Linked DNA regions of Homo sapiens: all the other regions are linked to region 1. The links are chromatin loops, found by intact Hi-C in ENCODE. Cell type or tissue: mammary epithelial cell. All regions are shown on one strand.

Evidence for each region. Peaks named below come from ENCODE experiments on the same cell type or tissue, not always from the same donor. Only the 100,000 strongest peaks of a DNase experiment are listed, where the experiment ranks them.
Region 2: it touches region 1 in a loop (34-fold over the local background); 10 of 110 quality-filtered maps call a loop at or near these places.
Region 3: it touches region 1 in a loop (4-fold over the local background); 2 of 110 quality-filtered maps call a loop at or near these places.

What each region holds. Positions count from the first base shown.
Region 1 is chr19:38,398,413-38,406,412 of GRCh38, forward strand. It overlaps SPRED3 (sprouty related EVH1 domain containing 3), which reads left to right. Exons shown (of 6, transcript NM_001394336.1): 6 at 1-1,175. FAM98C (family with sequence similarity 98 member C) reads left to right here and starts at 4,681. Exons shown (of 8, transcript NM_174905.4): 1 at 4,681-4,806; 2 at 4,926-5,074; 3 at 5,148-5,282; 4 at 6,496-6,701; 5 at 6,932-7,009; 6 at 7,107-7,223. The coding sequence starts at 4,742. RefSeq lists silencers at 1,747-1,905, 4,468-4,797, 4,988-5,187. In mammary epithelial cell, a CTCF peak has its summit at 4,708 (motif pointing right); a DNase peak (open chromatin) is centred at 4,629; H3K4me3 peaks cover 1,217 bases.
Region 2 is chr19:38,949,292-38,957,291 of GRCh38, forward strand. FBXO17 (F-box protein 17) reads right to left here. Exons shown (of 6, transcript NM_024907.7): 2 at 680-1,045. The coding sequence starts at 1,028. Among named protein-coding and RNA genes, the nearest start is that of MRPS12, 22 kb to the left of the region's middle. RefSeq lists silencers at 614-673, 3,518-3,812. In mammary epithelial cell, a CTCF peak has its summit at 3,482 (motif pointing left); a DNase peak (open chromatin) is centred at 630; H3K4me3 peaks cover 178 bases.
Region 3 is chr19:38,694,821-38,702,820 of GRCh38, forward strand. ACTN4 (actinin alpha 4) reads left to right here. Exons shown (of 21, transcript NM_004924.6): 2 at 5,780-5,894; 3 at 6,182-6,301. It overlaps LOC107985291 (a long non-coding RNA gene), which reads right to left. Exons shown (of 2, transcript XR_001753937.2): 2 at 7,104-7,344. Among named protein-coding and RNA genes, the nearest start is that of CAPN12, 46 kb to the right of the region's middle. RefSeq lists an enhancer at 7,685-8,000. In mammary epithelial cell, CTCF peaks have their summits at 3,935 and 4,421; DNase peaks (open chromatin) are centred at 2,601, 3,629 and 4,321; H3K27ac peaks cover 6,073 bases.

The sequences.
Region 1 (8,000 bases):
TTTTGAGTAGAGACAGGGTTTCACCATGTTGGCCAGGATGGTCTCAAACTCCTGACCTCATGATCCACCTGCCTCAGCCTCCCAAAGTGCTGGGATTACAGGCATGAGCCACTGCACCTGGCTCTCTTCCACTTTAGAGTGAGAAGTTGCTTCAGGAAGTTTGAAAGCCTGTTTCATGGCCCACTGAGTCTCTTCTGTGCAAAGGGGGGTGCCACAGGCTTTTTTCCCCCAAGTGAAATGGGGCTTCCAGTGGATCGAAGATCTGGTGTCCTGTATGGGGGCCTCAAGGTCTTGGAGCAAGACAGTCTCAATGTTGTATGGGCTTGGGACCTGCATCTGGCCCCAAGCATCTGGAACTGTGCACTTAACCTTTCTTCATTACCCAGACTTGGATGGCCTTGTTGGGGTTCAAGGGATAGGTCCTCTGTCTCTTCCTTTAAATTATTAACTATTTATTACATCCGGAACCTGTGAGATTCAGCACTCCCAACCAGACCCTGGGATGGGTGAGAGAAAAGCGGGGGTGTCTCTCCCCTCCCCACTCTGCCCAGCTCTCATCACTGTCAGACCCACCAGAGCTGAGGGCGGAGGGATTGGGGGCTGGGGCAGCCTGGGTCCCCATGCCCCTCTCTGTGCCTCGGTCTCCCCCCTTCCATGGTGGGCGGGGGGGAAGCTCCATTCTTAACCTACCTCGTTTTGGGGAGGGGTGGGACGGGGGACCAGAGTGCTGTACGGTGCTGTGGGATCTGCAGATGAAGCGGTGGGGGCTAAGGAAAGGTCCCCTGGCCGCCACTTCCCAGCAGCGCCTCTCCCAGGTCCCCCAGTCCTGCTCCCTGCTGAGACCCACCTCTGATCCATGATTCCCCTTCATTGCCCCCAAATCAGGGGTACATGGAGGGCCGCCCTGGGAGCCAGGCAGACCTCAGACCCTGGAGCCCCCAGGCCCAATTTCCCAGCCGCTTGCCCCTCAGATCGGATGCTTGGCCCCCAGATTTGGGGGAGGCACCCCAACATATATCTTCCTGATCTTGTTTCTAAGCCAGTCTGTGACCTCAATATTGTTAGTGTCAGTGCAGGCTGAAGTGGTGGGGGAGGATGGGGGCCAAAGACCCAGCCTTGTCATCGGGGGAGGGGGCACGAGATCTGCTCCAAGAAATGTCTGTGACAAAGTCTCAGCCTGTGTTATTTATTTGCCTCTGTGCACCCCACCCACTCACCTTCCTGAACTGCTAAACCAGTCTCCTACTTAAATTCTCCCTTCTCCCATCAGACCCTCAAGCTGAGTTTTATAAGACACTCAACAAATGCATTTATTGAGCACCTAATTATGTGCCAAGCCCTGTTGAAAGCACTGGAGATAAAGCAGTGGGCAGAACAGACAAAAGTCCCTCCTGCAAAGAGCTTATGAGCTTTATAGTAGGGGAGACAATAAGTAAATGACTTAATATGTTAGAAATGATAGAAAGCAGAAAGAAAAAAAAAAGTGGGAATGGGGGATACATGCCATTTTAGCTAGAGTGGCCAGGTTAGACCCTCCTCAGGAGTTGGCATTTGTTGTTTTGAGACAGAGTCTGACTCGGTCACCCAAGCTGGAGTGCAGTGGCATGATCTCTGCTCACTGCAGCCTCTGCCTCCTGGGTTCAAGTGATTCTCCTGCCTCAGGCTCCTGAGTAGCTGGGACTGCAGGTGGGTGCCACAACGCCCGGCTAATTTTTGTATTTTTAGTGGAGTCAGGGTTTCACCATTTTGGCCAGGCTGGTCTCGAATTCCTGACCTCAAGTGATCCACCTGCCTTGGTCTCCCAAGTGATTCCAGGTGGAAATCTCCCAAGTGATTACAGGTGTGAGCCACTGTGCCTAGCCAGGAGCTGGCATTTGAACAAAGCCCTGACGGAGGTGAGGGAGTTCTGGGGATGTCTGCAGGGAAGGGTATTTTAAGTAAAGGGAACAGCCAGTGCAAGGCCCTGAGACAGGAGTGTGTCCGGTAAGTCTGAGGAGCTTCAGGGAGCTAGAGTGTTGAGAGGGGAGGAAGCAGAGAAGAGAGCGCTAGGAGATGAGGGCAGAGAGGCGATGGGGCAGATCTGTCAGGCCTTGAAGGGCATTGAATGGACTTAGGTTTTTACCCTGAGTGAGACGGAGCCACAGGAAATTTCAAACATGGGAGGCATGTGACCTGACTCAGTTCACAGGCTCCTTCTGCTGCATGTGGTCAGCAGAGTAGGAGTGGGGTGGGGGACAGCTTCACAGAGAGGAGGCTGCTGTGATGGTTCAGGACAAGACAGCAGCGGACAGGCCCAGGGTGAGGGCCCTGAAGGGTGGAGAAGTGGGCAGGTGTTGGGCCTACTTTGTAAATAGAACCCACAGATTTATGTATGGGATTTGAGATAGAGGAGTCAAGATAGTAAGTCCAGGTTTTTGGCTGGAGCAATTTTTTTTTTTGTTTTAAATTGAGTTCATCACCCAGGCTGGAGTGCAGTGGCATGATCACTGCTCATTGCAGCCTCAAACTCATGAGCCCAAGTGATCCCCCCACCTCAGCATCCCGAGTAGCTGGGATTACAGGTGCACACCACCAAGCCTGGCTAATTTTAAAAATGTTTTTGTAGAGACATGTTCTCACTATGGTGCCTGGTCTGGTCTTAAACTCCTGGGCTCAAGCGATCCTCCCACCTCAGCCTCCTGAAAGGCGGGGATTACAGGTGTGAGCCACTGTGGCCCACCTCTGGGCAATTTTTAACATTTGATTTATGTCAAAAAATAGCCCCCCAAGTGTCCTGCCTTGGGGTAAACAGGGTTATGGGGTTACTCGTATCTGCCCTTAAGGAACAAGTTCTACCCCTGTTCTTCCCTCCAGGCTCCTGGTCCACCCCCAACTTCCAGCAGAATTGTCTAGGAACTACTGGATACCAGGATACAGTAAGGAAGAGATTAGATCTGACACAATGTTTACTTAGCAACAGCAACAAAACAACAGCAGTAGTAACAGTGGAAATAGGTTCCGTGGTTTAAGAGTATAGAGTCTGGAATTTCATCTTCAAGCCTTGGCATCACCATGAATTCACTCTGTGACTTATCTTCTCTCAACCTTAGTTTTCTCTTCTGTAAAAGAGATAAGATACTTCGCCCAATAGTACACATTAAATGCTGTATATATATTAGTTATTCCTTATTAAGTACTCCCTATATATCTGCTAAGCACTTTTTACATATGAAACTCTAATTAATCCTCAGCAACAACTCTAAGAGGTAGGTACTATTATCCCCATTATACAGATGGGAAGCAATTTGGCAGGAACATGGAGCTGGCGAGTAACAGAATCAAGCCCTAACCCTTTGCCTGATTCCTAGGGTGTAATCTCTTAACCACTATGGTGCATTGCACCTGCTCACTCCAAGGCCTAAGAGGGAGAGGAGTGAAGGCCTAACAGGCACATCGTGATCGATGAGGAGGGCCTGGTGTGTGAGGGGTGTGCTGGGATTCCTGGGTCCCTTATGTAATTCAAACCCTGAGGTGGAAAGGAGGGAGGAAGTTTTGGATTTTAGGCAGAGTTGGGTGAACACCACTCCGTCTGGGCTGCTTTAAGAGCAGAGGACAGGGCCAGGAACACTGGCTCAAGCCTGTAATCCCAAGCTTTGGAAGGCTGAGAGGGAAGGATTGCTTGAACACTGGAGTTAGAGGCAAACCTGGGCGACATAGCTAGACCCCTCTCTACAAAACTTTATTTCTTTTTTGACACGGAGTCTTGCTCTGTCCCCAGGCTGGAGTGCAGTGGCGCGATCTTGGCTCACTGCAGTCTGTGTCTCCCGGGCTCAAGCAATTCTCCTGCCTCAGCCTCCCAAATAGTGGTGACTACAGGCGTGTGCCACCACGCCCGGCTAATTTTTGTATTTTTATTAGAGATGAGGTTTCACCATGTGCCCAGGCTGGTCTCGAACTCCTGACCTCAAGTGATCCACCCACCTCAGCCTCCCAAAGTGCTGGGATTACATGCGTGAGCCACCGTGCCCGGCCTCTACAAAACTTTAAAAAAAAAAAAAAATTGGCCGGTTGCAGTGGCTCACGCCTGTAATTCCAGCACTTTGGGAGGCCGAGGCAGGCGGATCGCTTGAACCCAGCAGTTGGAAACCAGGCTGGGCAACATGAGGAAACCTTGTCTCTACAAAAAAATTAAAAACAAATCAGCCAGGCGCGGTGGTCTGCGCCTGTGGTCCCAGCTACTAGGTGTAAGCCACCAAGGCTGACTGATTTTTAAAAATTTAGCTGGGAGGCTGAGGCGGGAGGATCTCTTGAGCCCAGAAGGTCGAGACTGCAGTGAGCCGCGATGGCGCCACTGCAGTCCAGCCTGAACGATAGAGCGAAATCTGCCTCAAAAACAAACCAACAAAACACCAGCAGAAGACAACTGAGGGAGGAAAAGGAAAATGGCACCGAAGTTGTTTTTATGTCGCCGCAACAGTGACACCCGCCGCCAGCTTGTCTTGACAGCGGAGATCCCGAACGCACTGCAATTTACAGCTCCAGGGGGCGTTCCTACAACCCCGACAGGTTAGCCGAGGGGCGGGGCGGGCGGGCCCCGGGGCGGGTTCGGCGTCCTCCTGCGCCAATGGGAGCACCCAAGCCCCTGCGCGGGAAGATGCCGATTGGTCAGTGCCGCCGGACGCTGCGGGGAGCTCGTGCGCGCGGCGCTTTTGGGGCGGAGCCTGCCACCGGCCGCCAGGGGGCGCGCCGAGACCACACTTTCATGGAGGCGGTGAAGGCGGAAGCGTGGGAGGGGGCCGCGGTGGCCCAGGACCTGCTGGCTCTGGGGTAAAAGGGTGTGCGGTGAGGCTGGTGGGTGCAGGAAGGCCAGGTCTGCCCCCTGGACGCGGACGAAAAGGGATTCCCAGTGACATCCCCGCCCCCTCCCGCTGCCTCGGTCCCCACAGGTATGGAGGTGTCCCGGGGGCGGCGTCGCGGGGCGCCTCATGCCCAGACTTCAGGGGGCTGTGCGTGCGGCTGGCGGCGGAGCTGGCGACGCTGGGCGCCCTCGAGCAGCAGCGAGAGGCGGGCGCGGAGGTGCTGAGCGCCGGCGACGGTAAACACGGAGCGGGAGGGTGGCAGGGGGGCCGCCACGGGGCCACCGAGCCCTGACACCCCTGTCCTCGCAGGCCCTGGCGCGGAGGAGGACTTTCTGCGGCAGCTCGGCAGCCTGCTGCGGGAGCTGCACTGCCCGGATCGCGCGCTCTGCGGCGGGGATGGCGCGGCTGCGCTTCGGGAACCCGGTGCCGGACTGCGCCTGCTGCGTGAGTCCCGGGATGCAGAAGTGGCAAGGCCATGGCCTCCGGAGCGGCGGGCTCTGACTTTTTAGGGGAAATCGAGGTTCCCAAGGGGTGTGGTCAGAACTTTGGGGCGGCCCAGAGGGTACGAGGTGGGTGGGGTGAGCATGTTGGGGCAAGCAGAGCGCTCTAAAATGGGCGGGGGTAGAATTTCGTTTTATTTTTTATTTATTTTATTATTATTATTTTTGAGATGGAGTTTCACTCTTGTTACCCAAGCTGGAGTGCAGTGGCGTGATCTCGGCTCACTGCAACCTCCACCTCCCAGGTTCAAGTGATTCTCTTGCCTCAGCCTCCCGAGTAGCTGGGATTACAGGCGCGCGACACCACACTCGGCTATTTTTAGTAGAAACGGGGTTTCACCATGTTAGCCAGGCAGGTCTCGAACTCCTGACCCCAGGTGATCTGTCCACCTCGGCCTCCCAAAGTGTTGGGATTACAGGCGTGAGCCCACCACGCCCGGCCCGGGGTTAGAATTTTAATTGGAGGGCCTAGGAGCTCAAGTGGGTTGGATTAGGAGGAAGGCTTGAGGTTTCAAAGTGGGCAGGAGTGGAATTCGTAGGAGGGGACAGGGTCTCAAGGTGGGGCTTACTCTGGAAGGCTTTAGGTGGGGGGGACTAGAAGGTGGAGGATTTTGTTTTGTTTTGTTTTTAAGTGGAGGTGGGGTCTCCCTATGTTGCCCTGTCTGGTCTTCAACTCCTGGCTTCAAGCGATCCTCCCACCTCAGCCTCCCAAGGTGTTGGGATTACAGGCTACAGGCATGAGCCACTGTGCCTGGGCAAAGGTGGAGGTTTTAAAGCCGGTGGAGCCTCTTTTTTTTTTGAAATGGAGTCTCGCCCTGTTGCCAGGCTGGAGTACAGTGACATGATCTCAGCTCACTGCAACCTCCAACTTCCTGGTTCAAGCGATTTTCCTGCTTCAGCCTCCCGAGTAGCTGGGATTACAAGCACTCACCACTATGTCCTGCTAATTTTTGTATTTTTAGTAGAGACACAGTTTCACCATGTTGGCCAGGCTGGTCTCCATCTCCTGACCTCGTGATCCGCCCGCCTCTGCCTCCCAAAGTGCTGGGATTACAGGTGTGAGCCACCGCACCCGGCCATCAGTGGAGCTTTTTGACCAAGATGGATGAGTGGGTAGCAGCCTCCCTGAGTGCACAGCACCCATTTATTACTTTCAGGCTTTCTCTGCTCAGAGCTCCAAGCCACCCGCCTCCTGTGCCTCCGCTCTCTGCTGGATCCGAGTCCTAGGCCACCCCTTGGTGAAGGGGTAGTGGAGGGAGCCGGCATGGTCCAAGAACTGGACCTTACCCTCCAAGCCCTGGGGCTGCCCAGACCTGCACCAGGGACCCCCGCCAGCCAGCTGCTGCAGGAGTTGCATGCTAAGGTAGAGAGTCAGAGTCCCCTCCCGACCTGGGCTACCCCACTTTCCTTGTGGGGGTGGGGGTCCTCTCTCCACTTCTGGAAGGAGTATTCCAACCACTGGCCTGTTTTTTCTGGAGCTGTGACTGGCATTCTCACATCTGTGGCCTAGGTCCTCAGGGGTGTGGGGAGCTGAGTTTACAGAGGGGCCCATCCTCTCTGCCCCAGTTGGCCTCTGACTTCTTCTCCCATCAGATCTCAGAGCTGCAGCCTTCTCTGCCCCCAGGGTCCCTGCAGCCCCTCCTCAGCTGCTCGCTAGATGCACCCAGATGGGTAAGACTGTGTGCGACTGACTGAATGTGAACTGTGTCCTCATCAGAGGTGGCAGTGAGAGGGACCCCTAGCCTGACCTTGAGACCTTTTCTCCCAGGAAGCGTTGGAGTCTCTGTCCCAAAGCCTCAGAGATCAGTACCGCTGCCGCCGCTGCCTCCTCCTCAAGCGCCTTGACCTCACTACATCTGCTTTCCACTGGAGTGACCGGGCAGAGGTGTGGTGGGCAGGGGACCATGCAGAATTGGAGAGGCCCAGTTGTGGGGGCTGCAGTTGCAGGGAGGAGGAATGAGGGCCAGGAGTATCACCCTCTTGCAGGTTCTCAGGCCATGGACATTTTATAATTTTTTGAGGTTTGGGGCTCCTAGAATCTCAGGGTCCCAGGGTATTGTTGAATTCCCAGCTCTGAGCTGGCAGTATATTCAGAGGCATACCCCATCATTTTTTTTTTTTTTTTGAGACGGGGTCTCACTCTGTTGCCAGGCTGGAGTGTGGTGGTGCGATCTCAGCTCACTGCAACCTCCGACTCCCGGGTTCAAGTGATTCTCCTGCCTCAGCCTCCTGAGTAGCTGGGATTACGGGCACATGCCACCATGCCCAGCTAATTTTTGTATTTTTAGTAGAGACAGGGTTTCACCATGTTGGCTAGGATGGTCTCGATCTCCTGACCTTGTGATCTGCCTGTCTTGGCCTCCCAAAGTGCTAGGATTACAGGCATGAGCCACTGCACCCAGCCTTTTTTTTTTATTTTTTATTTTTTGAGACGGAGTTTTGCTTTTGTTGGCCACGCTGGAGTGCAATGGTGCGATCTTGGCTCACCGCAACCTCCGCCTCCTGGGTTCAAGTGATTTTCTTGCCTCAGCCTCCCGAGTAGCTGGGATTTCAGGCATGCACCACCACGCCGGGCTAATTTTGTATTTTTTAGTACAGACAGGGTTTCTCCATGTTGGTTAGGCTGGTCTCAAACTCCCAACCTCAGGTGATCTGCCTGCCT
Region 2 (8,000 bases), 550 kb after region 1:
GTTTCACCATGTTGGTCAGGCTGGTCTTGAACTCCTGACCTCAAGTGATCTGCCCCCTCGGGCCTCCCAAAGTGCTGGGATTACAGGCGTGAGCCACTGCGCCTGGACTAATTTTTAAATTTTTTAGAGACAGAGTCTCACTTTGTTGTTCAGGCTGGTCTCAAACTCCTGGCCTCAAGCGATCCTCCCACCATAGACTCCCAAAATGCTGGGATTACAGGCGTGAGCTACTGCACCCCACCATTTTTTTTTTTTTTTGAGACAAGGTCTCTGTCACGCAGGCTGTAGTGCAATGGCACGATCATAGCTCACTGCAGCCTTGAACTCCTTGGGCTTAAGCGATCCTCCTGCCTTGGCCTCCCAAAGCGTTGCCATTCCCACCGCGCCTGGCCCCTGTCCTGTTCTGCATCCCCTCTGCATACCAAACTACTTGCTTTCTCCCCCGGCCCAGCCAGGGTCTTCCTGCCTTGCCCCGCCCACTCGTTCGGATTCCCGGCTTCACCTTCTCCAGCCCCGCCCACCGGGCCTACCGCCCAGGCACTGCGTCCCTCAGCCCCGCCCCCTGGCTCCTCCAGCGGTCTCGCCCATTGGCTACATCTCTCAGACTCTGTCCCGGCCCCGCCCCCGCCTCGCTCGCGCGGCCCCCCTCAGCCTCCTGGGCCCCGCCCCCGTCACCCACGCTCTCCGCAGGAGTTGAAGATGAGATTGCGGCCGAAGGGCGCGCGCAGACAGTAGCGCGCCAGGGCGCACAGCGGGAACTCCTCCTTGTCTTCGTTGCTGGGCAGGCAGCGTTGAGCCACTGCGTAGAGTGCGCGGCCCTCGGCGCTGCGGTCGCGGGCCAGCTGCAGCAGCCACACAGTGGGCCCGTCCACTATGTCGCGCCAGGCGCGGCACACTGGGCGGCATCGCGTGACCAAGGAGCGTGGCGGCACGTGGCTCAGCACCTGCACCAGCAGCTCCGGGGGCAGCGCGTCCAGGGCCAGGGATGGGTCCGCCGGCAGCCGTCGCCGCGATAGCCGGGCGCCCATCTCCAGTAGCCAGAGTCCTGCAGGTCGAGAGGGGTCGGTAGGCGGGTCAGCGCAGCCAGGCCACCCCCTCCCTACCTTGTCCCCCAGGGCGCAAGGCCCCTGCTGCTCGAGAGACCCCATTAGGTCCATGGGCAACCAGGGACCCATTTCCCTCTCTGATCCTAGGCCTTTCCCAATCTTCCCCACTTGGGTAAAAGACCCCTGGTCTGACTCTGACCCCCGTCAGGACCGCTGATCACGGCTTCCGTCTGGCGTTCAATTGTGTCAGGCTAAGCGCTTCAGGTATATGACCAGTGAAATGGCAAAAGAACTAACATAACTAACCCCATTTTTGTTTAAGGGGACTTTACCCATTCCTGCACATGGCTAGGTTAATTTTAGACCGCTGAGATAATATGCAAAAACAGCAATCATGTAGTTTTTAAAACTAACTCTGGGATTAAAGAAGTATGTAAACAACTATGTTTTGTCAAAGATTTTTTTTTTTTGAGACACAGTCTTGCTCTGTTGCCCAGGCTAGAGTGTGCAGTGGCACGATCTTGGCACATTGCAACCTCCGCTTCCTGGGTTCAAGCGATTCTCCTGCCTCAGCCTCCCGAGTAGCTGGAACTACAGGCGCCCGCCACCACGCCCGGCTAATTTTTGTATTTTTAGTAGAGACGGGGTTTCACCATCTTGGCCAGGCTGGTCTCGAACTCCTGACTTCGTGATCCACCCACTTCGGCCTCTCAAAGTGCTGGGATTACAGGTGTGAGCCACCACGCCCAGCCTGTTTTTTCAAAGATTTATAGGGGCATTGTGACCCAACCAAGGACAAAGAAGTCATCAACCTCCTCGGACCCTAGCTGGCACTCAGATGTCTGCAGTGGTCACCTCCTTATTTTTATTATTATTACTTTTTTATGGAGCTAGAAACCAGGACTATAGCCTCTACCTCCTGGGCTCGAGTGATCCTCCTGCCTCAGCCTCCCAAGTAGCTGGGACTATAGGTGCATGCCACTATGCCCAGCTAGTTTTTTATTTTATTTATTGTTTTGTAGAGATGGGGTCTCACTACATTGCCCTGGCTGGTCTTGAATTCCTGGGTTCAAGTGATCCTCCTGCCTCAGCCTCCCAAAGTGCTGGAATTGGTATGAGTCACTGCGCCTGGCCTGTTGGTCACCTCTTGATCACAATGCCCTTCTCTTCCCTCTGCCCCTAAAAAAAAAAAAAATTGTACTGATTTAAGATGGTACTTTAGGATGATAGTCCACTGTGTTCTCGGTTTGCTGGCTCTCCAAATAAACTTGCTTTTCCTCCCACCAACTGTCATCTCTCTTGAGTTTGGCTTTCTATTTTTTTTTTTTTTTTTGAGGCAGCCTCACTCTGTCACCCAGGCTGGAATGCAGTGGCCCGTCTCGGCTCACTGCAACCTCTGTCTCCCAGGTTCAAGTGATTCTCCTGCCTCAGCCTCCCGAGTAGCTGGGACTACAGGAATGCACCACCACACCTGGCTAATTTTTGTATCTTTAAGGAGAGACAGTTTCACCATGTTGGCCATGCTAGTCTCGAACTCCAGACCTCAGGTGATCCACCCACCTCGGCCTCCCGAAGTGCTGGGATTATAGGCTTGAGCCACCACGCTCGGCCCGAGTTTGGCTTTCTTTTCTGAAACCGAGTCTTACTCTGTTGCCCAGGCTGGAGTGCAGTGGCACAATCTTGGCTCACTGCGACCTCCGCCTCCCGGGTTCAAGCGATTCTCCTGCCTCAGCCTCCCAAGTAGCTGGAATTACAGATGTGTGCCACCACACCGAGCCAGTAATTTCTGTAGTAGAGATGGGGTTTCACCATGTTAGCCGGCTGGTCTCAAACTCCTGACCTCAAGTGATCCACCTGTCTCAGCTTCCCAAAATGCTGGGATTTCAGGCGTGAGCCACCACGCCTGGCCTGAGTTTGGCTTTTGAGTGTTGAGCGGCCAAACCTCAGTCGGGTTACAGACCCACAAGGAAACCCACTGCGGAAGAAACCATTTCTACCCCATACCCCAATGTGTGCCAGCTACTGTGACCTTTGGAACCCATGACCCATCTTCAACAAAATCTCTTCTTGCCTCAGTTACTTCTCTGAACATTCCTACCACCTTCTTGCTCTAACTGGAACCCAGCTCTCCTGTGGGCCTTCCAAGTGGGGAGGTCTCCGTGCTCCTGGGAGCTACTTCCTGACCATTCTCCCTCCACCCTCCCCAAAACCCCCAGCGATGAATCTCATCACTACCTTGCTTCATGCGTCATCTGCTGACCCAGATCATGACTCCTCTCTTCTCCCTAATTTTAGCTCTGGGCTCACGGCCGCTCCCGCTGCTCTTAGCATCATTCTCAGTGATTTCTATAACCAGATAGTTCTTCCGCAGCCCCAACCTCTCTGTTCCCTGACCTCTCTCTAGTGACTTTTTCCTTCCCCAACATCTCCCTCTCGTGGTCAAACCCAGACCTTGTTTGAATAACAGCAGCCTCTTCAGAACCTCAATCTCACACTCACTCTCCACCCATCACTTTTTCTTTCCACCTCATTCCCTCCAGTGCCCCACTCGCATGATCCTTCCAACCCACTGTGATCTCCCATCCGTTGTCCCTTTCATATTTTACTCCCCCTCACCCTCCCATGCCCTCATTTCTTCCTTAGCCAGCTTAAATTCCATGGTTAATCATTAAAAACATTCTTGACCTGGCACGCTGGCTCATGCCTGTAATTCCAGCACTTTGGGAGGGCAAGGTGGGAGGACTGCTTGAGGCCAGGAGTTTGAGATCAGCCTGGGCAACACAGCGATACTCCACCTGTACAAAAAATAAAATGAAAAAATTAGCCGGGTGTGGTGGTGCACACCTGTAGTCCCACCTACTCCAGAGGTTAAGGTGGGATGATCGCTGGAGCCCGGGAGTTGGAGGCTGCAGTGAGCTATGATTATGCCACTGTACTCCAGCCTGGGCAACAAAGCGAGACCCTGTCTCTAAATAAAATAAAAAGAATAGCAAAAAAAGTGGGGCTGTAGCTAGAAGGGGAGGTGAAGTCAAGAGAGGGTTTGGGCTGGGCACGGTAGCTCACACCTGTAATCCCAGCACTTTGGGAGGCTGAGGTGGGCAGATCACTTGAGGTCAGTAGTTTGAGACCAGCCTGGCTAACATAGTGAAACCCCATCTCTACTAAAAATACAAAAATTAGCTGGGTGTGGTGGCGCACCTGTAATCCCAGCTACTCGGGAGGCCAAGGCAGGAGAATTGCTTGAACCCAGGAGGCAGAGGTTGCAATGAGCTGAGATCGCACCACTGCACTCCAGCCTGGGCGGCAAAGTGAGACCCTGTCTCAAAACAAAACAAAAACAAAAACAAAAAAAGAGAGAGGGTTTGTTTTGAGATGGGAGACAGGATGCTGTGTGGGCTAACAGGAGATCCAGTGCATGGGGGAAACTGAATGAGCAGCAGAGAGAGGTGAGAACCAGGGACGGTGGCTGGAAGTGGGCGGGAAGGTGGGAGCAGGTGATGGGACAGTCACAGCAGGAGAACGGGTGTGGGCAAGGGTGCAGGTAGGTGGTAGAGGCGGGGGTGGCTGTGGAAGTTCACTTCTCATCTCTTGCATTTTCTCTGCAAAATAAGAAGCCAAGGGAGAGTGAAAGGGGGGGAGGAGGTGTTGGAAAGGATTAGAGGAGAAGGGAAAAGGTGTGAATTAGTTGTCTAGAAGACAGGAGGAAGGAGGGGATCAGAGAAATGTCATATGGCTGCCAGGCAGCATTGGGGTCCGCCTGAGGGTCAAGTTCACAGACTTGAAATTAGCCTGGCCAGGGGGCTGTGTTGTTTTTTAGCTCACTCAAGCTGTGTGGGTGCAGGCACGGCAGAGAGGAAGGCTGGATTTAACCAGGGTCTCATGCAGGAGGAAGCCAAAGTGGGCAAGGGTGTGTGCAGAGAATGTGTTATTTTTTATTTATTTACTTTTTTGAGATGGAGTCTCGATCTGTGGCCTAGGCTGGAGTGCAGTGGCGCGATTTCAGCTCACTGCAACCTCCACCTCCTGGGTTCAAGCGATTCTCCTACCTCAGCCTCCCAAGTAGCTGGGATTACAGGCCTCTGCCACCACGCCTGGCTAATTTTTATATTTTTAGTAGAGACAGGGTTTCACCATGTTGGCCAGGCTGGTCTCGAACTCCCGAACTCAGGTAATCCACCTGCCTCAGCCTCCCAAAGTGCTAGGATTACAGGTGTGAGCCACTGCGCCGGGCCGAGAATGTGTTTTTTTTTTTTTTTTTTGAGACAGAGTTTCACTCTTGTTGCCCAGGCTGGAGTGCAGTGGCGCGATCTCAGCTCACTGCAGCCTTCACCTCCCAGGTTTAAGCAATTCTCCTGCCTCAGCCTCCTGAGTAGCTGGGATTATAGGCGCCCGCCACCACACCTGGCTAATTTTTATATTTTTAGTAGAGACAGGGTTTCACCATGTTGGCCAGGCTGTTCTCAAACTCCTGACCTCAGGTGATCCGCCCACCTCAGCCTCCCAAGGTGTTGGGATTAACAGGCGTGAGCCACTGCGCCTGCCCTGACAATGTGTTATTTTATTATTATTATTATTATTATTATTATTATTATTATTATTATTATTATTTTTGAGACGGAGTCTTGCTCTGTTGCCCAGCCTGGAATGCAGTGGTGCGATGTCGGCTCACTGCAAGCTCCGCCTCCTGGGTTCACGCCATTCTCCTGCCTCAGCCTCCCGGGTAACTGAGACTACAGGCGCCCACCACCATGCCCAGCTAATTTTTTTGTATTTTTAGTAGAGACGGGGTTTCACCATGTTAGCCAGGATGGTCTCGATCTCCTGACCTCATGATCCGCCCGCCTTGGCCTCCCAAAGTGCTGGGATCACAGGCGTGAGCCACTGCAACTGGCCTTTTATTTTTATTTTTGAGACAGGGTCTTGCTTCTTCACTCGGGTGGGAGTGCAGTGGTGTGATCATGGCTCACTGCAGCCTCAACCTCCCAGGCTCAAGTGATCCTCCCACCTCAGCCTCCCAAACTGCTGGGATTAGAGGCATGAGTCACCGCATGCAGCGTCTTTGTTTCTCTTTGTGGTAAAACTTCTCAAAAGAGCTGTCTACCCAGTATTTTCTGCTTCCATTCTTTCTAAAACATTTTCTTTCTTTCTTTTTTTTTTTTTTTTTGAGACAGAGTCTCCCTCTGTCACCCAGACTGGAGTGCAGTGGCACAATCTCAGCTCACTGCAACCTCTGGCTCCCAGGTTCAAGTGATTCTCGTGCCTCAGCCTCCTGATTAGCTGGGACTACAGGTGCGTGCCACCAGGCCCTGCTTATTTTTGTATCGTTAGTAGAGACAGGGTTTCACCATGTTGCCCAGGCTGGTCTTAAACTCTTGGGCTCAAAGGATCCTGCTGCCTTGGCCTCCCAAAGTGCTGGGATTATAGGTGTGAGCCACTGTGCTCGGCTCCAGCTCCACTTCTTGCTATAAATTATATGACCAATGGCAAGTCACTTAATCTCTTTATACCTCAGTTTCCCTTTCTGAAAATGGGGCTGCTAACGGTGCCTCCATCATAGGGCTGTTGTGAGGATGAAATGAGTATTTTAAAGCACTTAGGAAAAGCCCCTGTAGGCTCCTAAATAAGAGTGATATTAATTTAATATTAGTCCAGGCATGGTGGCTCACACCTGTAATCCCAGCACTTTGGGAGGCTTAGGTGAGCGGATCACCTGAGGTCGGGAGTTCAAGACCAGCCTGGGCAACATGGCGAAACCCCATCTCTACAAAAAATACAAAAAGTAGCGGAGCGTGGTGGTGGGCACCTGTAATCCCAGCTACTCAGGAGGCTGAGGCAGGAGAATCACTTGAACCCGGGAGGTGGAGGTTGCAGTGAGCTGAGATCGTGCCTCTGCACTCCAGCCTGGGCGATAGACTGAGACTCTGTCTCAAAAAAAAAAAAAAAAGATGATGTCAGGAATTTTTGCTACATTCATGGACTACTTGCCTGACACAGGCTTATTTCTTTTTTTTAAGTAAAACCTTAATTTGTTTAAAAATGACAATAGCTGACATGAATTGAGCACTTATTGGGCACATGAAGATAACAAGCATTAGATCATTAAAGCCTCTTAACCAAGGGCATCCTCAAAGGAGAGTTTTGCCCATTAAACAAGATGATAGAATTCATGAGCTGATCCAGCTTAAATGCTCAGCACCGTGGCTTAATAAGGGCCAATAAATGCCACTAAATGAAAATGTCACAGCTAAAATAGTTGCTGTCAGCCAGGCACAGTGGCTCATGCCTGTAATCCCAGCATTTTGGGAGGCGGAGGTGGGTGGATCACTTGAGGTCAGGAGTTCAAGACCAGCCTGGCCAACATGGTGAAACCTGTCTCTACTAAAAATACAAAAATTAGCCAGGCATGGTGGTGGGAGCCTGTAATCCCAGCTACTCAGGAGGCTGAGGCAGCAGAATCGCTTGAACCTGGGAGGTGGAGGTTGCAGTGAGCCAAGATCATGCCACTGCACACAGCGAGACTCTGCCTCAAAATAAATAAATAAATAAAATAGTTGCTGTCACTTTTTAAAAATGATGTGTCATAATAATGGCAACTAACATAATTTAGTGTTTCACATTAATTTTTAAAATATTAATATTAATTTTCACAGGTGTGAGCCACCATGCCCAGCCTCTGACATCATCTTTATTCCTACCGCAGAAAGAATGAAGCTGTGGAGACAGACTTTACAAAGACCAAGCTGTGCTTTTCTCCAGGTGGTTCTGAGTTGCATTAATAGTTCACTGAGGCCCGGCGCTTGAACCCGCGAGGTGGAGGTTGCAGCGAGCAGAGATCACATCACTCACTGCACTTCAGCCTGGGTGACAGAGCGACTCTGTCTCAAAAATAAATAAATAAATTCCCTAGGTTTATAAACAAGTCTACCAGTCTGCCTGGCATGGGTGTGATGTGCA
Region 3 (8,000 bases), 300 kb after region 1:
AGCATAATTACCTTTAATATGTCATGCCCCCCGCACCCCCGTGCTGAATGTAATTTTGCGGGGGGGCGGGTTGAGACAGGGTCTGGCTCTGTCACCGAGGCTGGAGTGCACTAACACAATCTCAGCTTACTGCAACCTCTGCCTCTCAGGCACAAGCTGTCTTCCCACCTCAGCCTCTCGAGTAGCTGGGACTACAGGCGCTCAGTACCACGCCTGGCTAATTTTTGTAGTTTTTGTAGAGATGGGGTTTTGCCATGTTGCCTAGGCTGATCTCAAACTCCTGTGCTAAAGCAATCCTCCCGCCTCGGCCTCCTAAAGTGCTGGGATTACATGGTGTGTGCCACCATGCCTGGCTGGCCAGAATGTAAATGATAACTGTTTTGCTTCCTCCTGTGTCCAGTACATAATAGGGCTCCAAGTCAGTATTTGTGAGGCAGGTGCATGCCTCTTAGTTGCGGTCCTGAGGGCATGGCCACTGCCACGTTCTGGACAGTCAGAGTCGCTGCTGCCCCTGGAAGATGACCGCGATCATGAAGCCCAGGAGAGCTCGATGCTTTTTGCCTTTCCCTCCTCCCACAGAGGGCTGGCAGCTCTGGTTCCTCCCAAATGAAATAGAAACCTTGAGTTTGCATTTCTTCTTTGGCGTGCCGGCAGGGCACCTCTGCCTTCCTCTTCCTGCCAGGGGGAGGAAGTTTCTCTCAGGGGCTCTTCACCCTGCTTTATTCCTGGCCATCACACATTGACCCTTGTCCCCTTCGGCTCTTTCCCTGCATGGCAGGGACAGCATGACCGTTTAATGGCTTTGTGAGGCCAGCATGCCAGCCTCACTTCTTTACTCCCTTCCTTCTCGGAGTGGGCTCTGTCCCTTCTGCAGGAGGGCTTTGGCACATGCTCTTCCCAGTATCTGGAAGGTCTCCCTCATTTTTATCTTATTAACTCCTCATCCTTCAGCTCAGAGTTTGAGAATGACTTCTTCAAGGACACCTTTCTGTGTCTGCCTCACCAGTCGCTTGGTGCCCCCCCACCCCGCCACCATGCTGACCGCACTCTTCAGCTCCCATCCCAGGGGAGGTGACACAAACTCGGCCCCAGGAGCCCAGCACCTGGCTTTAAACCCAGCTCTGTAACTTTCTAGGTGTGTGACTGATGGGAGCAAGCCACTTCACCTCTCAGGCCCTCCGTTTCCTCATCTGCAAAATGGAGGCAGTACTAGCACCTCCCTCCAGAGATGATTACGAGGGTGACAGAATTAGTAAGTGACCAAGTGCCTCGAGCAGTGCCCGCCCCTAGTAGACTCTATGGAAGTGTCTGCTGCAGTTATTGCTGTTATTATTACCACTTTTCCTAAGGGCGTTATTTCTGGAGTGGACTGATCGCTTGATTAATGAGATCAGACCTGGAGCCTCATGAGAGTGTCTGCTTTTGCTCACTGTTATGGATTCAGCACAGGGCCTGGCCCTCTGCTGACCCCCAGCATATGCTTGTCCAGAGAATGAATATGTACGGACCCATGGTGGCCTGGGGCATCATGAGGTCGGCTGCCCACATTCTGAGAATTTTGCATGGTGGAGGGCGGCGTGGTGGGCGCATAGGGCCCCCATCTATAGAAACCACCTCTCCACACCATCCACCCCACGCAGCGTAGTCTAAACCGGGTAGGGAGAGGAAGGATGGAAGCAGAGTGTTATTTTTGTAACCAAGTAGAAGAAGCGATGAATTTTTAATGTCCCATTCGAACTCCAGCTCCTACTCACCAGTCTCTCCGCATGGAGAAGTGGCCGTCATGGTCGACCTGTTCCCAAGGGTGGCCTTGTGAGTGCAGGCTCTCCTCACCAGAGCTGAGGGCTTTGTGAACCTCTGATGTCAATAGATGCCCCTCATCTTCCAGGAGGACAAAACAGGGCAAAGCAAGACATGGGGTGAGAACAGGAGTGCATCAGTGGGGTTCCCCAAGCCTGTGTCAGGTCCGGATCTGGGTGGGAGTTCCCTTCTGCGTCATCCAGGCCAGGCGAGTGGGCATCCTCCCTGAGCACCTGTGCTTGGGGCTTTGCCTGTGTCAGTCAGGAAGACAGAGTACACGGAAGAGTTACCATTGCTTTCAGAGCAAACCTTCCTTTGACATGCATTTAACACAGCACGGAGTGATTGACATGTGTCCTTGTGTTTAATCCCTATCTTAACCTCTCGGTTACTGTCCTGTTTATCAGTGAGGAAACTGAGGCTTATTGCTTGCCTGAGGCCTCAGTGGCAGAAGCAAGATGTGAATCCGCACCTGTGTGATGCCCAAGCCAGAGCTCTTGTTTACTACCCAGAGAAGATGAGCACAGGTGGGATGTACGTATGGAGGGCGGGTAGGGCAGCAGCCCCTCTGAGGACAGGTGGCCAGAACCCAAGCGGCGAGGTTTGTTCACAGCCTCCACAGGGTGGGGTGGGGCCATCCGCAGAGGGTCTCCTGCCATCCCATTTTCCCTGCATACCAGTGGGTGGTCTGAGAGCCTTTGCAGAGAAGAGACTGGATCTCAGCACGTGCTTATGTGCGTGTGTACATGCACACACATGCGTGTGATTCATCTGGCTCTTACTTTATGCCAAGGAGCCTGTCACATGCTTTAAATGTATTTTCCCTAGTTTAATTCTTAGAGCACACTGCAGGAGGTAGATTCTGATAAATCCATCTTACAGGGAAGGAAACAGACTTAAGTAGGTAAAGTCACTTGGTTGAAAACATGGAATGAGTAAGCCAAGGGGCAGGTATTCAAACCCAAACCCAGGTCTGTGCCCCTGCAGAGCCTGCAGGAGCAGCCCACACAGGCCAAGGCTGTGAGGGGTGCTGTTTGCACGCGTGCGTGGCCCTCCCTGCAGCCCAGGTGCCTAGGTCTGGGCCTGGCAACACCAGAGCACGGGGCCTTGCCCTCGGGGAACAGCCCTCTTTTGTCCTCAGGCTGTGGGATGTGTCTTGGCTACTTTGCTGCCCAGCAGTGCCTGCTCTCAGGCACATGTGAGAGTAGAGGCCTAGCATCCGTGGCCACTTCCTTCCCAGCCCATTTGCTGCTGCCCTTTGCTCTGCAGGGCTGCTGGGCTCCTGGGCTCCACGCCTGCTTGCTGCCTGCCATCAAGGCTGGCAGTGCTCTGGGGCTGTAAAGGTGCAGGCGCCGTACTTCCCAACCCCTGGAGCTCGCACATGGTAGGAGAGAAAGCTCATGTGCATGCAACATCCAATAAGACTAAAAGTGACTGGGGGTTGCTACGGGAGAGGTGCTGAGGGTGGGCCGGGGACAGAGCAGGCACACTGTGGAGGGGGTGGGCAGGACTCCTGAGACCAGGGCAGGGAGGGAGGAGATGCTGGGAGGCACAGGGCCATCCAGAGAGCTGCCACTTCCTGAGCATTGCCATGCACGCTGCAGGCATGGCCATCTTGAGTCCTCACACTGCCCGTGGCCTAGGTGGGGTCTTCATCCCCACGTTGCAGAGGAGGAAATGGAAGTTAGGAAGGTTAGGTGACGTGCCCACATGAGTGGTGTAAGCATGGTTCCCGCCCTGGGCTCTCTGAATTCAGTATTGTATGGGGGAGGCTGGGAAGGTGAGTTAGTACTCTCCGCAGTGAGAACCTGCCTTGGCTCCCCTCCCCTCAAGGAGTTCATAGCCGTGGGAGGGAGGGAGACAAGAACTGTTGGAGACAAGAACTGTTAGAGACCAGAGAGCAAGGGCGTGATGTGGTCTGCAGGGAGGAGGCTGTCTGAGGCAGAACCGGGTCAGGGAGGCCATGGTGCGGGTACCCTCCAGGCACGGCATTTGGCCTGACTTTTGAGGGGTGCCCAGGGTTGGCTACATGGCGGGGCGGAGGTATCTTTAGTGGGGGAACAGCGTTGTGCCACCAGGAGGGGTCTCTGTCTCCCAGGTAGAGGAATTCTCCATGGTGAGAGGTGGTGGTGGGGGATGGTCTAGCTGTCCACTCTTGCCCCCTTTCGGATTTGGAAGGAAGCCCCATGCTGGGTCCACACTGGTATGGCGTATTAATTAGGCAGCTGCTTTGTCTGGGAGGGGGCTTTGTGTCGAGTCTCCCTGAATGAGCAGGGCTGGCGACAGTTGTCAAAACACATGGTGCTTGGTCAGAGCCCCCGTAGAAGCCCCTTGTCCTCCGCATGGCCTCCGCCTGCACCCGGGGCGTGGAATGTGCTCTTGTGTGTCCCTGGCTGTCTGCTTGCTTCTACACTGGCCCCTGCAGATGGAGGGGGTGGGGTACAGGGGTTCCTATAAGAAGCAGACACTTGGGGTTTTTCCCAGGTCCTGTTGCAGGAGGGTGCGTGGGCTGGTTTCCCTGAAGGCGCCTGGGCGTGTTGGTGTTAACTGATCTGAGATCTTCTGTGGCCCTGATGTCTATGAGCATGCCCCAGCTTGCAGGGGGCTGAGTAGCCGGGCACCACCAGGAGGCTGCGTGCCCTGTGCTTGGGTGTACCCATGCCCTGTCAGCATCGTTGGTCTGTTAGGGTCAGGGACTTCGGCTTCTTGTTTAGTACCCTCCATCCCTTCCAGTTGATCATCAGAAACATTCTCCTTAGATGCGGCTGCCTGACCCCGGTGAGGGGGCCTGCCTCCCACTTGCCTTCCAGCCTCCTCTAAGCTGCACTGAGTCTTAAAAATAGGAAGGATAGGGCTGGGTGTGGTGGCTCACGCCTGTAATCCCAGCAGTTTGGGAGACCGAGGCGGGTAGATCACTTGAGGCCAGGAGTTCAAGACCAGCCTGGCCAACATGGTAAAACCCCATCTCTACTAAAAAGACAAAAATTAGATGGGCATGTTGGCATACACCCGTAGTCCCAGCTACTCAGGAGGCTGAGGCATGAGAATCGCTTGAACCCAGGAGGTAGAGATTGCAGTGAGCTGAGATTGCGCCACAGCACTCCAGCCTGGGTGACAGAGCGAGACTCCTTCTCAAAAAAAAAAAAAGGAAAAAAAAGAATAGGAAGGATAGGGCATGGCATGTTCTCCAGGAGACAGAGGGACGGGGGCATCTTGCTTGCAGGAAGCCAGGCGACACAGGCGTGTGTGCAGGGCTCAGAGGGTCTGTGTTCCTGGCCTTTCCTGGGAGGGCTTGCTCTTGGGCTGCCCAAAGCTCAAAGAGAGACTCGAGGAAATCCTGCATTTATGGGAGCTTTTCTTTTCCTGCCACTTTCCTGTTCTGGGTTGTATCTGTGCACGTGATTGGAACGTAGCAGCCTGAGCTCCTGCCTGAGGAGAGCAGCCACGGGTCACGGAAGCCAGGGTCCAGCTGGGGCCTTTGGGTCTAGCTGGCAGATGAAGGGCTGGCCTTCATCAAGAAAACAAGCCCCATGAGGGCAGGAGCCCGACCTGTTCATTCCACACCACCGAGCCTGGTGCTCAGTCATGTTTGTGTGACTGAGTGAGCCGGCGGCGGGCTGAGGCGCTTTTGTCTGGTGTGCGTACTGGTCTCCCTTGAGGCAGCTTGGGGGTGTGGAAAAAGCACATGTTGCCAAAATTGACAGACCTGGGTTCAAATCCAAGCTCTGCCACTTACCGCCTGGATGGTCTTGTGATGGGTCATTAACCACCCCGAGCCTCAGTTTCCTCACATCTGCCTCCCGGGGTCACTGTAAGGATCAGAAACAATGTGTGTATCGGCCATGTACGGTGTGTGTCGGCGAGTGCTCCGTGGCAGCTGCGGTTCTCCTGAGGTCAGAGCTGCGGCCCTGCAGGTGTGTGGAGAGAGCCCCGACAGCCAGGCTGACTCTGCGCACTGTCCTTTGTTCTGCTTCCCCAGACCTTCACGGCATGGTGCAACTCCCACCTGCGGAAGGCAGGCACACAGATCGAGAACATTGATGAGGACTTCCGAGACGGGCTCAAGCTCATGCTGCTCCTGGAGGTCATATCAGGTGAGACTCCCAGCCACGCAGTGCGGCCGAGCCCTGGCACAGGTGCTCTGCCACAGCGGTCCCCAGAGACCCTGCCCACCCAGCTGTCCCATTGCTCCTGGGGAGGAGAGGGCACCCCTTAATAGCTGCACGGTGGTCTGATGGGTGGGGCCAGAGTGGCCTGGTGGGCCAGCAGAGGAACCTGCTTTTGGAGAACAGAGGAGACTCTAAAGCCTCTCTCCCTCTCGCCCTCTCTCCCTTTCTCTCTCTCTGTCTCGCCCCCTCTTTTCTCTTTGTGCACTTCTCAGGGGAGCGGTTACCTAAGCCGGAGCGGGGGAAGATGAGAGTGCACAAAATCAACAATGTGAACAAAGCGCTGGACTTTATTGCCAGCAAAGGCGTCAAGCTGGTCTCCATCGGGGCAGAAGGTGAGCTGGAGGTGGGGCAGCGAGGGTCCTGCTCGGTTTCTGACCTTTAGGCTCTGAAGCACAACATCTGCATCCTGAAGAGAAGTTTTGTTGGTGGCAGGGCGCTTGGGGCACTCAGAGCCCCAGTACATACTCAGCAGTGATCACAACAACTGCTCTTGATATGATGCTGGGCCCACAAGCTCCCCCAAACCCTTGGAAAAATCCGGTGGGCGCAGTCCAAATCTAGGAAGTGCAACCCACCCAACCACGGGGGCGACGGCTTCTGCAGGGGGAGGAATGGTTTTGACTCGGACTCAGGTCGCCCTCACTGGTTCTCCTTGTGCCAGGCTCAGCAGACAGTGACAAACATGTGCCATGGCCTCTCTCTGTACCAGGAACACCTTTCTCATTATGCCCTGCCCGGTATCAGAGAAGGACTGGAGGCCCCATGTCAGGCATTGGGACAGGGAGTGCACGGCCAAAGGTCAGTGCCTAGACTTTGCCCTGTGTGCATGGGCTTGGAGAATTTTGCCTCTGACCACCCCAGGATCCTCCTGGGCCCCACGTAGATAACCAGGACCACAGTCCACTACCTGCAGGCCCTCACTAGAGCAGCAGGCTCTCAGCAGGGGCCCCTGGGTTGAGCTCCCAGGCGCTTTTAGAGACAGGCGAGGCCTGATGGAGCCCCAGCAGCATGAGCTCGCAGTCCACTCATTAGTCAGAGTAAGATTTCTTCACCCTGACATCCATGTTGTCCCAGCTTCTAGAAAAACAAAGTAAACTAATTGCCGTTAATGACAGGGCTCTGAGAGTTTGGCCAAGACTCCGGGCCAGAATGTGTGTGCTGAGTTCCAAGGCTCTGCCCCGGCCCAGGACCTCTGCGATGAGGGGTGCCAAGCCTTGCATGCCACAGTCGAGGTGGTTGGTGTTTGTTTAAAAAAATCACAACCCAAAAATTCAGTCAGGCCCTGAGATTTTCTGTCCTTGCATGGGTCTTTCCTCCAGGCTCTGTTCCAGCCTTCTGCTTCTCACAGCTGCATTTATTTTGCTCAAATGCTAGTCTGTAAATACAGAAGGGGTTAGAGGAGAGACCCATGTCAGTCATCAGTTTTCATTTGGAGAAAAACTTGGTCTAAAAATGTTCTCTGTTCATGCCCAAATTGGTTCACTCCCAATCCCTGTGACTGTGGGGCCTTGGAACAAAGCCTAATGGAGGCGTTCCTGGGGCTCAAGGCACCTGAGAACCCCGCCCCACCCTGTCCCCCTGTCCTTCCACATGATTGGGCATTCGCGGGAGCATTGGCTTCCCGTGGGGGTGATGAGAGGGGCCGGAGGCACAGCTGCAGGTCAGAGAAGCAGCTGGTGGATGTGTCATGAGAAACGCCATCCTCCTCTCCTCACCGGAACTCCATAAGCCCTCCGTTACCAGCTGCACCTGTACTTGCTGAGCCGGGGAGCTGCGGCCTTGCCCAGCTCTGCAGGCCCGGCCCTCAGGAGGTGCACAGAATAGATTTCCTGAGGCTCGAGCTGCCTCGCTGCACTAAGGGGCAGGTGGTGCTGCTCAGTTTCTGGGTCTGGGGCTCTGAACCCTAGGACAGGGTGGACACTGGGTCCCTCCCCTGTCTCTGGGCAGCAGAATGAGCATATTTCCTCCTCTCAAAACCCGAAAGCTGTGGCTCATGGACACCCCCTTCCTCTGGGTGTGTCCCCGGGGGAA